Linked DNA regions of Mus musculus: region 1 is linked to region 2. The links are chromatin loops, found by intact Hi-C in ENCODE. Cell type or tissue: gastrocnemius. All regions are shown on one strand.

Evidence for each region. Peaks named below come from ENCODE experiments on the same cell type or tissue, not always from the same donor. Only the 100,000 strongest peaks of a DNase experiment are listed, where the experiment ranks them.
Region 1: a loop joins it to region 2, with 3 times the contacts of the local background. A loop is called at or near these places in 6 of 42 quality-filtered maps.

Annotation. Positions count from the first base shown.
Region 1 is chr8:111,075,607-111,083,606 of GRCm38, reverse strand. It overlaps Clec18a (C-type lectin domain family 18, member A), which reads left to right and starts at 1,899. Exons shown (of 12, transcript NM_181549.3): 1 at 1,899-2,104; 2 at 2,676-2,767; 3 at 4,617-4,859; 4 at 7,484-7,581. The coding sequence starts at 1,966. In gastrocnemius, a CTCF peak has its summit at 3,656; a DNase peak (open chromatin) is centred at 1,512; H3K27ac peaks cover 1,302 bases.
Region 2 is chr8:110,624,700-110,632,699 of GRCm38, reverse strand. It overlaps Vac14 (Vac14 homolog (S. cerevisiae)), which reads right to left. Exons shown (of 19, transcript NM_146216.3): 2 at 520-670; 3 at 84-251. It overlaps n-TGgcc11 (a tRNA gene), which reads left to right and starts at 2,077; the gene lies at 2,077-2,147. It overlaps n-TGgcc10 (a tRNA gene), which reads left to right and starts at 1,384; the gene lies at 1,384-1,454. In gastrocnemius, CTCF peaks have their summits at 2,845 (motif pointing left) and 3,260 (motif pointing left); DNase peaks (open chromatin) are centred at 2,487, 2,845, 3,251, 6,007 and 1 more place; H3K4me3 peaks cover 740 bases; H3K27ac peaks cover 2,039 bases.

The sequences.
Region 1 (8,000 bases), 450 kb before region 2:
GATTGAGTCAGTTATCACCAGCAAGAGACAAAACTATTGAAAACTGAACTCTAAAAGATCCACTCTGGGGCTGAAGAAATGGCCCAGCAGTTAAGAACACGGGTTTCTCTTCCAGAGGTCCTGAGTTCAATTCCCAGCAACCACATAATGGGTCACAACCATCAGTAATGGGGTCCTATGCCATCTTCTGGTGTGTCTGAGGATAGTAACCGTTGTACCCACATATATAAAATAAATAAATCTTAAACAAACAAACAAACTTGGAAACCTGAATGTAGAGTCCCTGAATTCACTGGGATGTACCTGGGGTCAGTCCCTGAGACACCCTGTGTCCTGCTTCACCATCTGCCAGATGGAATCAGTACAAGGTTGTTATGATACAAATAAGTTACATTTGTAAACATGCTTTGTAACCTCTGGCTGGCTACCAAGCTAGCAAGATGTCTCAGAGGGAAAAGGTCTCTGCCACCAAGCTGGATGGCGTGGGTCTGACTTCTGGGAACAGTGGAAGGAGAAAAGCCTCTCTCTGTCTCTCTGTCTCTGTCTCTCTGTCTCTGTCTCTCTGTCTCTCTGTCTCTGTCTCTCTCTCTAGTTGTCCTCTGACCTCTACATACACATGAGGTAGCACCTGTATTCATATATATATGTAATAGCAATTTTTTTTACAAATAAAAATGCAGCTGTTACTAATCATGGCTTGGACCCACTGTGGTGCGCTCAGGCCATCTATTCGAGACAGAGGATCCTGAGACTCTGGGTATTGTACAACACTGTACACTTGCTGCCTGGCCTTGTCCCCACTGCCTGACATCCATGATGACATTCATATCCCATCAGCGTTTCTCCAGAAGTCCATGTAGCCCACCTGTGCCCTAGCAGAATCTCCAAAGAGGTGACATCTGAGATAGCACTGACTCTAGGGTCAGGGACCACACCAACTTCAGAAGGACAAAGTATTAGCTTGTAAGGCTGTGCTCTAGAATGGCCGAGTACCCTCCCTGGTCATTTGACTATGGTCTACATGTCAACCTTTTTTGATTTGGCTGTACTAGATACTCAGTGATCCTGATAGGATCACGCAGGCTTCAGCTAGGCCCTAAATACCATGGCAAGTTGCCGCCTTCCTGTTCCACTGTTTGTCTAGAGGCAGGCTTGTTCACCGCAGGACTTAAGTCAGCCAAGGGCATCCATCACATGCCCTCCTCTTTGTCTGCCTGCCCCCATCTTAGCCCAAAGTCACATGGGTAAGCATGATGGATCCTGGGACTAGCCTCATCCTCTCACACTGCCCTGACATAAAAGGCACACCTTTCTCCCTGAAGGTGCAGTCCCCAGCGAGTTCCTCTGTGATCCCGTCTGGTGGCATCTGTCTGGCGAATAGTTACTTCCTGCTTTATGTTTAATTCATGGCTAGGGGGGTTGGGATGAGCTTCCTAAGAAAGGAGAGAACTCCCCTGGGGTCCTGCCCAGGTCCTGCCTGCTTTACTGGCCCACTGCCAAAGTCCCAGCCTCCTCCCCATGACTGGGGCTGAGGAGTGGAAGCTGTCCATGGGCTTGGAGGACACTGTCCCTGCCAGGGTACAGTCATTAGTCGCTAATCCCACAGCCCTGGAATGTCTGTAGGCCAATCAGCAGGGTCTTTGGGGGCTCCCTGAGGGTGCTAATAATCCTACAATGATTAGCAGGGGCCACAGGTCAGTGCACACTGCCCTGCTTTTTCTTGCGGAGCGGGCTGGCCAGACACTGAGGCTGGAGGAAGGAGGCGTTTAGAAGAAGGGTTCTATGTCTCTTTTGAAGTCAGTGCACCAAGGAGGGGAGGCTGGTTTGGAGACAGTGATGATTCACTAGCCTCCTCCTTTTGACTGGCAGCTTAGCCTGACTCCGAGACTTGTGAATAGCTTCATGAACACGGGGAGGCTAGCTGGACAGCTGAGAGAAGCCATGTCTGCAGCATCCGGCAGGCCAATGATTCAGCCGGAGCCCTCCCTGTGGCTGGGAAGCCAGAGCCGATGGCTCGGTCTCTTGCTTCTGCTCCTGTCTCTCCTTGGCATCACATGGACAGAGGTTCAACCACCCCAGCCAAAGCAAGATCCCACTCTGCAAGGTAAGGAACACCTGGGCAAAGACGGAAGTAGAGATGCTGTTGTGAGCCTGAGAGAGGGTAGCGAGGGATTTCTAGAAGTCAGGTACCCAGGACTGAGCCCTGTGTTATGCTGATGTGATATGATGGGGGGGGGGCATTAGGATGATGGTGGGGAGGATGGAAGGATACTGGGAAGGAAGAAGAATGAAGCAGATGGGTCCAGGGTGGATGTTAAGGAAAGATACCGGTTAGAGCCTGCAGCTAAAACCTCAAAAGAAACACATCGGTAGAAAGGCCTGCTTCTAGTCCAGGGCTGAGTCATTCATTACCCCGAACCCCTCCACCCCCATCATCTTCCCACACCTAAGCCAGTCACTTATGCCATTGTTCTACACTTTGCCCATCCTCACCCATCTTCCTATCTCTCTCCTGGCCTCCCTCCATCTCTATAATGGGAGTTCTCTCCTACACAGCTACCACTGCCCCTCCTCATCTCAGATCTGTGTTCCTGGGGTGGGGTCACCCTCAGCTGGCTATGGCGATGTCCCAGGAGCCTCTGGTCATCGGCCTAACCTTCTCTCCTGGCCTCCAGCCCTGAGCAGGAAGGAGAGTTTCTTAATCCTCACCGCACACAACCGACTGCGCAGCCGGGTCCACCCTCCTGCAGCCAACATGCAGAGAATGGTGAGTAGACCCAACTGCCCTGTGTCAAGAGGGCTGCCAGAGGGACTGAGCCCCAGAGTGATCTCAGGAGGCCTTGCCAGTGCCAGAGGCCCTTTCACCAGGGGTACCATGGCATTGGATGCTGCAGAGATATGTGCCTTCTTCCTTCAGGGAAAGCCATTTGTTTAGGAAGTCAGGGCCCTCAGCAACTCACAGTTGCATTGAAGACAATCCTGCCTTTCCTGGCATCCTGTCGCCACGGAGATCAACAGATATGGATGGAGCCAGGGTTCCCCACTCCCGGAAAAGGAGCTCCACAAAGGAATTCAGCAGAAAGGGAGAGGTGAAGGACAGAGAGGGAGAAGAATCTCGCTGGGTTTTGCGGGGATTGGTTTGGGACCAGGATTTATCTAGCAAATACTGGAAGACCTCTCAAAAGTTCCTTACTCATTCACTGACTTGCCCTTTAGAGCCTCCATGATGGAGCCTGCAGCAGGGTTGGTTGGAGTTGATCATCCTGGAGCTTTAGACATGCTGCCTGCATATTCTGGGAGGCCCCTGCCACCCCTAGCCCCAGCCCACGTGAACAGGCCTGGGAACAGGGTGGGATCGGTAAGGGAGGGCAAGGTTCCCCATGGCTGCCTCCCATAAAGTTCTCAGAGGTGGACAGCCACAGTGGGTGGCGACCTTGAGAGCTCAAGGGTCAGTTTCCCAGGAGGTGGGGGAGGGTCTGCTTCTGTCCCCTGCCCTGCTCTGCCTCCCGGTGCCCAAGTCCAGAGCAGCCAGGATTTTCCAAGCGGCAATACCTAGCAGAACTCTGCAGCCTGGAGGTAGATGCTATGATTAGCTGACTGGTAGTGTGTTCCTTTCTTGGGGACCGTTGCTCAAATGGGCCTGGAAAAATCACATCTGGCCAGATGGGAGCAGCAGAGTTCTTCTGACTGTGGCTAGGGCAGGCTCTTAAAGGAAAACACAGCCGAGCCAGCCTGCAGGTCTGGGCACCATCTAGGCTCAGATTATTAGACATGGAACATGATATCAGAAGTCCATCCCCTTGCCTGGACTAATGCTATTTCCTAGGCGAGGTCAAAAGTGTGTATTGCAAGGCAGTTCTCTTTTCCTGACCTCTCTCGGGAAGCTCTAGATCTTGTGTGAACCTTCTGTGGCTCTGTGCCGTGAGCAACACTGCTCTGATCATGAGGCAGGCAAGCATGACTCTTTACTCTATGTGACCTGGCACCCCCTGGACACTCACAGACAATAGAGAAATGGCTCAATGCCCATTTACTTCCGTGCTGTCCAAAGGCCAGTTGTAGTGAGTGGTTAGTTTTGATCATGCCAACGTGACCAGAATCACCTGGAAAAGGAATCTCACTGGACAATAATAGTCTAGATTAGGTTGGACAGTGGACACATCTGTCCACAGATTATTAAGGTCAGAAGACCTAGTTTAAAAAGGGGTGGGACTGGCCAGGCATAGTAGCACATGCCTTTAACCCCAACACTTGGGAGGCAAAGGCAGACAGATCTCTGTGAGTTTTAGGCCAGCCAAGTCTACATATTGAATTACAAGACAGCCAGGACTGCATAGAGAAAACTGGGTGCCACCACTCCCTGAAGAGTCCTGAACTGTAGAACCAGGGAAAAGTGAGCTACGTATAAGCATGCATGCCTTCATTCTCTCCGTGCCCTTGACTGTGGGTGGAACGAGCAGCTTCAAGTCCCTGCTACCTTGATGTCCCTGCAGTGCTGGACTGGAATTGTTGAGCCAAATGAGCCCTTGCTCCCCTGCGTTGCTTTTGTCTCACAGCAACTGGCGGGGGAGCAAGCGAATGTATCATCTGAGGATGTCTGTTTTTGCCACTCCCAGGACTGGAGCGAGAGCCTGGCTCAGCTAGCTGAAGCCAGGGCAGCCCTTTGTGTCACTTCAGTCACCCCAAACCTGGCATCTACCCCAGGGCACAACTCACATGTGGGCTGGAATGTGCAGCTAATGCCCATGGGCTCAGCATCCTTTGTCGAAGTGGTCAACCTCTGGTTTGCTGAAGGGCTGCAGTACAGACATGGGGATGCTGAGTGTGCCCACAATGCCACCTGTGCCCACTACACACAAGTGAGTATATTTCAGATAAGGCTAGGGGAGGGCATGGTCTCCCCAGTCACCTTACAAGAGGCTGCACTTTATCCTTAAAAGGACACTGTCTAGATTTAGATGTTACCACACCAGAGCACTGTGCCTCCTTTTTTTCCTGCTGTTCCTCCCCAGATGAACCTCTTTCTCAAGTTCAGGTGCATCATTCTCAAGAAAGTTCTCTTCGTTTTCTCCTCCATTCAACAATCATGAACACTTATTGAGTGTTTTTAACATACCTGACACTGTTTAGTGGCAATACAACACTGGATAACACAAGCAAAATTCTCAAATTTTTTTTTACACCTTTAGTATAAATATAATGATAGTGAAGTTGACCCATGAAGTGAGGAAGACTCTTTGTCTCATTTCCTATTTCCTGGAGTAATTTATGATGTTATAATCTTTCCCTAAATTTATTGAGCCTTATTCCATTCTGTATTTGTGTGTGTAACTATGTAAATAGACTACTTTTGTTTTGTTTCATAATACTAATTAATTCAATATTTCATCTTTTTTTTTTCAAGACCGGGTTTCTTTGTGTAGCCCTGGCTGTCCTGGAACTCACTTTGTAGACCAGACTGGCCTCGAACTCAGAAATCCGCCTGTCTCTGCCACCCGAGTGCTTGGTTTAAAGGCATGTGCCACCACGCCCAGCACCTCATCTATTTTTTTTTTAGTGTGTGTGTGTGTGTGTGCGCTTCCACACACATGCAGAGGTCAGAGGTCAATTTGGGGAAGTTGGTCCTCTGGCTTCTTGCACAGGTCCCAGAGTTTAAACTCTGTTGGTTTTGTGCAGTTGGTCCTTTTTAACCTGCGAGCCATCTTTCTGGCCTATTGTTTTGTGGTTTGTTTGTTTTTATAATATTTTCACTTGTATTGATGCTGTGTGTGTGTGCACGTGTGCGCGCGCACCCACATACACGGAGTACATCTGAAGCTCAAAGGACAACATATAGAGATTGCCTTTTTTTCTACCATGTTGGGCTGCGGAATTGAACTGGGGGTGGGGAGCCCACAGAATTAGAAACAGGTATCTTTATCTGACGAGATAGCTCCCCAAATCCAACTCCTTGCTGTGTATTATCTTAGGCAGACCAAGCCGGGCTTGAGCTTACCTTATAGCACAGGGTGACCTTGTACTGGTGAACCTTTTGTCTCCAGCTTCCAAGTGATGTGACTACAGGAGTGTGCCACCGTGCCCAGCTACATCCTACAAATTTCTATGTGACTTAAGGATGGTTTTATTGTTGGGTTTGTTGTTGTTGTTATTGTTGTTTTCATTGTTGTTGTTATTTTCAATGGTGGTTCTGGGTCATTTGTTTTGAAATATGTAATTATTTTTTAATTAATTTATTGCCTTAAATATATTCTATCATCTCTCCTCTATCTCTCATCCTTTAATTTTGTATATTTTAAATTCATTTTTATTTTATGTGCATTGGTGTTTTGCCTGCCTGTATGTCTATGTGAGGGTGTCAGATATTGGCGTTACAGACAATTGTGAGCTACCACGTGGGTGCTAGAAATTGAACCCAGGTCCTCTGGAAGAGGAAGTCAGTGCTCTTAACCGTGGAGGCATCTATCTCTCTAGCTCCAGTTCTGTGTCTGTGCAATGCTAGTGATCCAAACTAGAGTCTCGCACATGATAGGAAAATACTTTACAACTGAACTATACCTGTAGCTCTAAAATTATAAAACTAACATGTATATTTCAAAAAGCAAGACATGTTGCATGCCTGAGGTCCAGGCTCAAAATGACCTACTCAGGAGCTAGAGGCTGAGGGATCAGGAGTTCTGTGTCATCCTTGGGTACTCGAGGGAGCTTGAGGCCTGCCTAAACAATAACTATTTTTTAAAAAAGGCATGGACTAGTGGCCTGGGAGGATGTAGCTCAATGGTAGAGCTTGCCTAGTATGTACCAGGCCCTGGATTCAATCTCCAGCATAAAAGACCAGTCTATAAATTGAGCATGGTGGAACATACCTTTGATTCCAACATCTAGGAGGCAGAGACAAATGGAACTCTATGAGTTTGAAGCCAACCTGTTGCTATACATTGTGATTTCCTGGCCAGTGCTGCATCCTGCATAGTGAGACCTTCTCTCTCTCTTCTCCCTCTCCCTTTCTTCTCCCTCTCTCTCTCCCTCTCCCTCTCCTTCTCCCTCCCTCCCTCCCTTTCCCTCTCTCTCTCTCTTTGCTTGTCTGCCTGTATGCCTCTCTCTCTCTCTCTCTCTCTCTCTCTCTCTATATATATATATATATATATATATATATATATATATATACATATATATATATATATATATGCACACACACATATATATATATATATATGAAGAGGCTTGTGGTCATTTTCACAATCTTTCACAAGACCCTTGATAGCTAAGTCTTTCTTTTGTCACTATTTCCACCTATCCATAATCATTTCTCCTTTCAACACTTAGTAGCATAGCCACTGCTCCAAGGGCCCTGGGCAGGTAAGGGAGCCATCTGTCTGCCTAGTTGAAGCCAAACTTTCTCCAAGTGTGCACTGCCTGTGCTGTGATCCCCCAGAATGGAGTAAAAGCCATCTGAAAGGGTTTCTGAGCCTTGCGTTCTCTGCAGCTTGTGTGGGCTACCTCCAGCCAGCTGGGCTGTGGGCGGCAGCCATGCTTTGTGGACCAGGAAGCCATGGAAGCCTTTGTCTGTGCCTACTCCCCTGGGTAAGCCCCTCATCATAGACTGGGTGATAGCTGGGTGCGGGGGTGGGGGTGGGTGAGAGGGCAGGAAGGCTGGGGCTGAAGGTGGGAGGGGTGGATGGATGACTTTCAGTTAGGATGAGATATGGACCCAGCCACCCACAATGTCTTTACTTCTTGGTCTGCATTGGGAGACAGAGGATGAAAGGAAGAAGATAGAGTAGATTCTGGCCAAGCTGAGCAGGACTTGTTCATGAATTCTCCTTACTGGATGTGTGACCCTGCTCAGAGGGATTGATACAAAGTCATCTCTTGTTTCCTAACTGGCCTACCTGCCACATCCAGCTCCCTGAATCCCTAACTGGGCCACAGGTGCTAAGGTGACCCATGAGGAAGGGAGCCAGGAGCCATTCCTGCCCTGCCCAGGGCCCCTCCTCAACTCT
Region 2 (8,000 bases):
CTGCATCTGTCCCAAGCTCTCTCTCAGGGTCCTAGAAAGTCAAGTCAGGTAGGTGGGCTGTTCTTAGCTGAATCAGAAGTTACCTTACTCAGTCCATCGAAGAGAACATTGAAGTGCGGCAGCACGGCACCTCGGGCCACTTTGACGATATTGTAGAGGGCCTCACAAGCGTAGTAGCGCAGCCTGCTGTCTGCGTCATTAAAGCAGGTCAGCACTGGCTCTATCAGCTCCTTCAGGTAGAGCCCTGAGTCCTGTAACGAGCAGCCAGGACTAGTCAGAAGGGTTAGTCCCCTCCCTTGGAGACGCTCAGGCCTCTGTGAGAGCTGAGCTAAAAACACTCATCCCAAGCCAACCTTCCAGAAGTAGAACCACACTATGGGGACATGGCTGCCAGGCCACACGGTGATATTTGCTAGTAGTCCTAAATGCAGAAGTCTTGATAAAATACACATCTGTAATGGTCCTGCTGAGGCTCAGGTAGGAAGGTATTTGGTCACCTCAATCAGAATGAAGACATACCTTGCCTAGGGCAATAGAGCAGGCTGCCAGACCGATGAGGCCCCCTTTCCGGCTGTGGGGGTGCTGGGACAGGGCAAACTCCTGAGACAGGGTCTGGATCACGTGCTTGATTTGCATGGTGTTGTTCTGGGCCACAAAGTCCCGCACCAGCCTGGAAAGAGGAAAGAGAAAGCATGGGACACACAAACCCGGGCTACTTCTGCTGTCTGGGCTCCAGGGCAGGTCCTCTCGGTTCTGCTGCTGGGTAGGTCCTAACCATTGCCCTGCTCAGCGTTCAGTGAGGAGTAGTGGGGCCAGTTTACTTCTGGGAATCTGAGAGAATGTAAATTACTGTCTTAAAAAAAGCTAATACCCATTTTTATCAAACACTTGCTCAGTTCTGCACTCATGCATCTGAGGACTCCTCTGTATCTATGTTGGGACACATGGCAAAATCAAATCACAAACACAAAATTGTAGCAAAATAGAGTAGTGATGTCACAGAAACAGAATACGCTATCTCTGTCCAGGAGACTGGCGACAGGGCAGTCCCATCTGAGGTATTACTTTAGAAACATTAACAGACAATGCCCAGGGAAAGGAAGGTGGGTGTATTGCTCCATTTGCCTACTGAAAAGAAATGGGAAGGCAGGATCATGTACAGTAGGAAAGGACATCATTATGGGTTACAGATGACTCAAGGGCTTTTAAGTGGGAGGAGCTGTCAGATCATAGGCCCTGACTTCAGAAGCTTATAAGAAGGTTGGGAAAGAACCAATCCTGTGCGGTTTCCCAAACAGGACAAACCAGCCAGGTGAAGCCCAGTGTTTCTTCAATGAAACAGCCCTGAGAAGAGCTCTACAGACACCACACCAAACAGCTGGAGCATTGGTGGTTCAGTGGTAGAATTCTCGCCTGCCACGCGGGAGGCCCGGGTTCGATTCCCGGCCAATGCAGAGCTTGTTTTCTTTTCTTAAAAAAAAATTATGTTTTAAAATTTATTTGCTTTATTACTGTTTATTTGTTTGGGGGGTGTGTGGGTCCCTTTCTGGTCAGTTTCCTCACAGAACTCATGCCAGAGGAGCCTGGTCCCTCAACCAAACAAGGCCTGAGGCAGCCCAAGGACTACAGATTTCTGCTCAGAGTTCATAGGGAGTTGCTGGGCTCTTTGACAAGTGTGACTGGCTGCAGGAGTCTGGCTTCCTCATCTCCACCTGAAAGAACTCCACAGTGCTGCCCTTGGTCTGGGCCAGTCGCCAGCAGAACGCAGTGTGAAAACTGAGAGCAGCACACCAGCTCCACGGCAGAGGGGAGGCTCGCCCACAGTCTCTGTGTTTTGCTGCTGACTGAGGAGGGAGTGGAGCTCTCTTTCCTGTCTCAAAGCCCAAAGGCAAATTTACTTCACATGCACACAGACCTACACTCACCCCTCACTTCCTTCTGGCTCTGGAGCTTGCTGCTCTTCTTGAAGCTAAGCTGATGTGGCAGTATCATAAACTGGGCTATGACTCAACATATACACATGGAGGCCCAGGGATGAGGTTATAGGGAGGTGCCACACAGCTGCTCACAGCTGGAGCATTGGTGGTTCAGTGGTAGAATTCTCGCCTGCCACGCGGGAGGCCCGGGTTCGATTCCCGGCCAATGCAGTAGCAATCCTTTTAATTCTAAGAGATGAAAATTTCACACTGCCTAATAAATTTTTAAGTATATTAAAAGAAAAAAAAGGAAATGACTTGGTTTTGGCCTGTTTTTAAATGTTCCTCATGGAAAAGCATTTTCTAAATTCCACAGAGATCCAGAACCCGTGAGTCTTCTTGAAGGATCAAGAACATGGGGCTATACCACACACAGTTACTGAGAGTGAGTAACTGTGCCTCCCACTCCTGCCCAGAAGCTGAGTTCTGCTTTTGCCTGCACAAGGCGCAGCAGCACCTGGAATGTGGATACCGTCCAGGCTAGGCCAGGACTCAAGAGGAGAGCCAGTCTCCCTCCCAGTCATCCCTGAGACATGCTCCTCTCCTGTCCTTTACAGATTCCTGGACATTCATGGAGCAGCTGGGGAGCACTCCTCCCAGATGTCAGCCCTGCACAGACTCATTCTCTGGCTCTGAAGGATGCTCTGCTGGGGTAGGTGGAGGATGACAGTACAAACCCATCAAGAGTGGACAGCAAGGTGAGGAAGGCAGGAAAGCTGGGGTCTAATCGGCGAGTTATGTTGTGGTCCTATGTGAGTATGCCTGGGAGAGGGTTCGGAAGTGTGAGGAGGTGTTCATCTGGGCTGAGGCAAGATGGGCAAACAGCTGGCAATCCTGAAGGCTTGGCAAAGCAATCCCTCCCATCTCCCTCTGGTGGCCATGAGGAGCCATGGAAAGTGGCCTGCAGCGGCTGGATGGGATCCTGAAGAATGATCTGTAGTTGGGGGGCGGGGGATGAATTTGAGAGGCAGTAAGGAAGCTCTGAAGACAGCACAGGCTCCCACAAAGATCTACAGGGAAGGGGAGAAGGCATGTGGCCTTGGTGCCAGAGCCACTACTTTCAATAACAGGAGGTTTTAAAGAAGATGGATGGTGGGGGCAATTCATGAGCTCAGTGGCACCTTTCTCCCACCAACTTGGAAACTTATCAGGGCTTAATTCAGTCACCCCAGGTCACAACAAAGGCCATTAAAGACCCATGACCACAGGGACCATTACATTAAGTATAAGTTTCGGTATCTTCTGGGAAAACAAGTGCAAAGCAATTGCGCCCCCTGGAGGGGAAACTACTTTAGCACCTTCTCATCAGTATTACGAGCTCAAACAGCACAAGGGCAACCCTTGGGCCAATCTTGTTTCATGAATCAAGGCCACCCTTAGCAGTCAAAACAGGCCGCATGACTTTCTAGCCTGCCCACTTTCCCTCTCCCACTTCCACCAGCTGCAGCTTCCTAGGGGGCCTGCTCCTCTCACATTCAGGCCTGTCCTCCTCAGATGCCCTGCCTCTACACCTTCCTGCACTTTCATGGTGTGCGGTGTTAGTCCTCCTTGGCACTCAGAAGCACTTAGTGCCCAGAAGTGTACTGATTGGTGCCACCATCTACCACCTTCTACCTCCATAAAGCTTGATCAGGGCTTTGGGCACTGCCCACTTTGCAATTCTAGTACCAGCGGTCTCCAGACCAATTTTTTGCATCCAACAGCTGGCCAATCAGTAAACACCCGCCAGTGGAGTCAGTCTTCGAAGGCTGGCAGAGATGATGAGGGCACAGCTGTAGGGCAAATATGGGTGAAGCCTTGTGCTGCCATGTTGCTTGCATGGGAAAACATGACCTGGGGGTTAACTGATGTAGCTTCTGACAGTGCTGAGGCCCTTCTAACCTTACCACAAGTTAGCACGAGCAACGGCACCTTTCCTGCAAACTCAAAACGCACACTGAGAAGAGCCCAGTCCTCTATAGCCACGGCTGCTGACTGTAGAGACGTGCATGCACTTGCTCGCGCGCGCGCATACACACAGACACACACCCACACCATGGACTTGAAGTGCTCCTGCTGAGGGTCAGCTGCACTCTAAAACTGTGCCCTCAGCCAGCCAGTGCCTTGGTCTCATGACTTCACAGGGACAGTGCAGAGAAGAAAAGCAACCCCAAGGGGAGCAGAGTAAGTGAAGTTCAACAGCAGGTTCCCCAGCTTCAGGCTTAGTCTTCTTCAAAGACAACAGGCTGCCTCGGCTTTCATCTACTGCTTGGGAGATAGAAGTGGGGGGTCTTTGGCTGAACTCATTTTTGAAGTTAATATCTGGCCTAGAAACTCTCCTATCCCTGGGGTCCTTCAATGACACAAAGGACTCAGGATTTACTGTTCTATACTCCAAAGAAGAGATGCTGCTACTGCCTGGTTTCCCTACAAAGTATTGGGAAAAAAAAGGTTCAACAAGCCGATTCCCTGGTAGCACCATGTCCTTTAGTGGCTTAAGAGCTTCTGCTTGCAATTGGCTGGAGGTATAGGAGTCTGGTAGAGACGCCCAAAAGACATAAGCATCAGGGTGGGCTAGCACTGAGTTTAACAACTGCCTATGATATCAAAGAAGCTGCTATACTGATTGCTCCCTTGGCAGAGGGAACTACAGCTCCATAGGATATTTTTGGATTGCTATCAGCCAAGAAAAAACCTGGAGCCACACTGTGTGCTACATAGTCCCAGCCTGCACTGATACCTCCAGGCTCTGGAACACAGTATGGTGACATCACAGGCTATACAAGGCTTGGTAAGTCAGCAAGCACTCTCGTTATGCTGCAGACTTCCCTGGTCAGTTACTGTAGCTACATCATCCTCAACTTCAAGATCTGAACAACCTTAGGGAGAGTAAGTCCACTTCTCAGGATCACAGGTTTGAACCCTTGACATCAACAAGGTATTATGTCCTTTAAACTGTAACACAGTTTCCTCCTCCTCTCTCCAGAGGCCCTTTTAGCTGGAAAGTGACCACATTCTATAACAATTCTTGTGTAGACTCAGCCCGTCAGGTGACCCAGTCAAAGGACTCAGGATTTACTGTTCTATACTCCAAAGAAGAGATGCTGCTACTGCCTGGTTTCCCTACATATTGGGAAAAAATGGTCCAACAAGCCCTTTCTGTAGGCCATCCACCTGCTGCTCAGTGTTTAGACATCTCCCCTCCACACACACAGCGAGTGCAGACAAGCTACATCCTCAAGACATTCTGAATTAAGCCTTCTACTGTGGAGATAAAGAATTTACTGCCCACCAGGCAAGCACTGGCTGTTTACACTAGTGTACTGGCTACTTTTATGTCAACTTGACACAAGCTTAGAGTCATCTGAGAGGAGGGAACCTTAGTTGAGAAAATACCTTCAGATGATCAGGCAGAAAGGGACCAGCCCATTGTGGGTGGGGACGCCCCACCCCACCCCTGGTGGTCCTGGGTACTAGAACAAAGCAGGCTGAACAAGCCCCTAGGAGCAATCCTGTATGCAGCACCCCTCCATGGTCTGAGTCAGCTCCAGGTTCCTGCCCTGTTTGAGTTCCTGTTCTTACTTCTTTTGACGACAAACAGTGACGTGGAAACTAAGCCAAATAAACCCTTTCCTCCCCAAGCTGCTTTGGCCATGGTGTTTCACCACAGCAAATGATAATCCTAAGATAATGGGTACTCAAACTGAAACCTAAAAGCTGCCGCCCAGTCTGGCACTTACTCTAGTTTACAGATGAAGAAGCTAAGCAACCCAAGGCCACACAGCTTTGGGAAAGAATCACAAGGACTTCACTTTTAAAAAGAGAATTGGATAAGGAGTAGCACATATTCTGCACTGCAGGTGCTCAAGTCAGAACCAGGAGATAATGCGCTCTACGCACGCCACCAAGACACTGCTCACTCAGCACGCTGGCTGAGGAGCCTGGCTCCCTCTGGCTCCGAGGAGGAGAAAGGTAAGCCAGAGCTGACACTCATGCCTTTGTTGTGAAGCTTGCAGCCTATGCCTGGGGCAAATACAATTCTCTGTCTCAGCTCCCCCTGTGACTGACATCCGTATTCAGATGGCACATCCATGCAGTGATTTCCCAAAGAGAATCTGGGTAAGTATGTCTCCATCTGCTCCACCGAGTGCCAGAGTAAGTTGGTTTCCATTTGCTCACACATCACCAGAAAACTGAATGGAAATGAGCACAGGCCTCTGAGGCCAGGCCAACTGTCTTCTGACAAGGCCTGGGATTTAACTCACAGAACACACACTGAGTTAGGGGACAAAGCCAGGGATGAGTAGAGTAAAAATACATGGTACACATGCATGACATTATCAAGGAATAAAAATATTGCATTAAAGAAACCTAAGGGCTGGAGGGATGGCTCAGCAGTTAAGAGCAGTTGCTGCTCTTCCGGAGGACATGGGTTAGAGTCCCATACTCAAATGGCAGCACACAACTGTAACTCCAGTTCCAGGCTATCTTATGGCCTCCATGGGCACTACACACACACGGTGCAGACATGCAGGGGAAACACTCATTCACATAATAAACAAAAAGTCTGATATTGCTCCCTAACCAAAAACCATACTGAGCACTCACTGGCTATGGCTGGGACAAAAGGGGACCTGACTGTAGGTGACAACTGTGACCATTAGTAAGTGCCCTCTCCCAATGATGTACCGTCTATCTTCTTACTTTCAAAGATGAGATATGATCTACAAGCCGCCAGTCTTACTTGCAAGTACACAGCCCAGTGATTTTTATCACGTGTAGACTTGTAGAGCTCCATCACTTTAAGGCATTTCCATAAGCTCTAAAGAAACCCTGTGCCTCTGAGCTGTCACTCCATCTCTAGCTTTTTCTTCTCAACCTCTGGCAACCACAATCTGCTGTCGCTAGAGACACAGTACTTCTGGCCTTTCATAGCTGCCTGCTTCTCTCACCCAGCATAATGTTTTCAAGGCACATTAAAAATAAATAAATAAATAAACAGTAAGCCAAGGCACAGAGACATTCAACCAGAAGTCATACATGTAATCTTTGCTGGGTGGCAAGAGTGCACACTTTTAATCCCAGCACTTGGGAAGCAGAGGCAGGCAGATCTCTAAGTTTGAGGCCAGCCTGGTCTACAGAATGAGTTCCAGGACAGTCAGAGCTACACAGAGTAACCCTGTTTCGAAAAAACAAAAACAAAAGGCAATCTTCACAGTGGGTAGACAGGGGAGTCAAACAAAGCCAGTGGGGGTACTGGTGTGGGAAGCCTTGGTGAGCATGCCAGCAGGATGGTGGGGAGGGGTTGGCTCTTGTTGAACAGGAATGTGGCACCCCCAGCCATAACTCTACAGAAACTCAAATTTCATCGTGAACTTGCTCTGAGATTCAGACCAGAACAGTCTGTAGGCAGAACGTAGCAAGCACCAGCCTCTGACCCCAGGTCTAAGCAATCTGCTTATGAACAGCAGGACTGAGCCCAAACTCCAAACTCCACAAATTGCCTCAAACCACTCTAGGCCATGCCCAGGAACTCCAATTATGTGAGTAGCACTCAGAGCTCTGGTACCTAACTTTGCCTGGGTTCTCAAAGGGCACCACATTGATAGGCTTTTAGAATTCCAAGTGCATGGAGTACTACTCAGCTATTAAAAATGATGACTTCAAGAAATTCTTAGGCAAATGGATGGAACTAGAAGATATCATCCTGAGTGAGGTAACCCAGTCACAAAAGAACACACATGGTATGCACTCACTGATAAGTGGATATTAGCCCAGAAGCTCGGAATACTCAAGATACAATTCACAGACCACATGAAGCTCATGAAGGAGGACCAAAGTGTAGATGCTTTAGTCCTTCTGAGAAGGGAGAACAAAATACTCATGGGAGGAAATACAGAGACAAAGTGTGGAGCATAGCCTGAGGAAAGGCCATCCAGAGACTGCCCCACATGGGGATCCATCCCATATTCAGACACCAAACCCAGACACTACTGTGGATGCCAAGAAGTGCTTGCAGACAGGAGCCTGATATAGTTGTCTCCT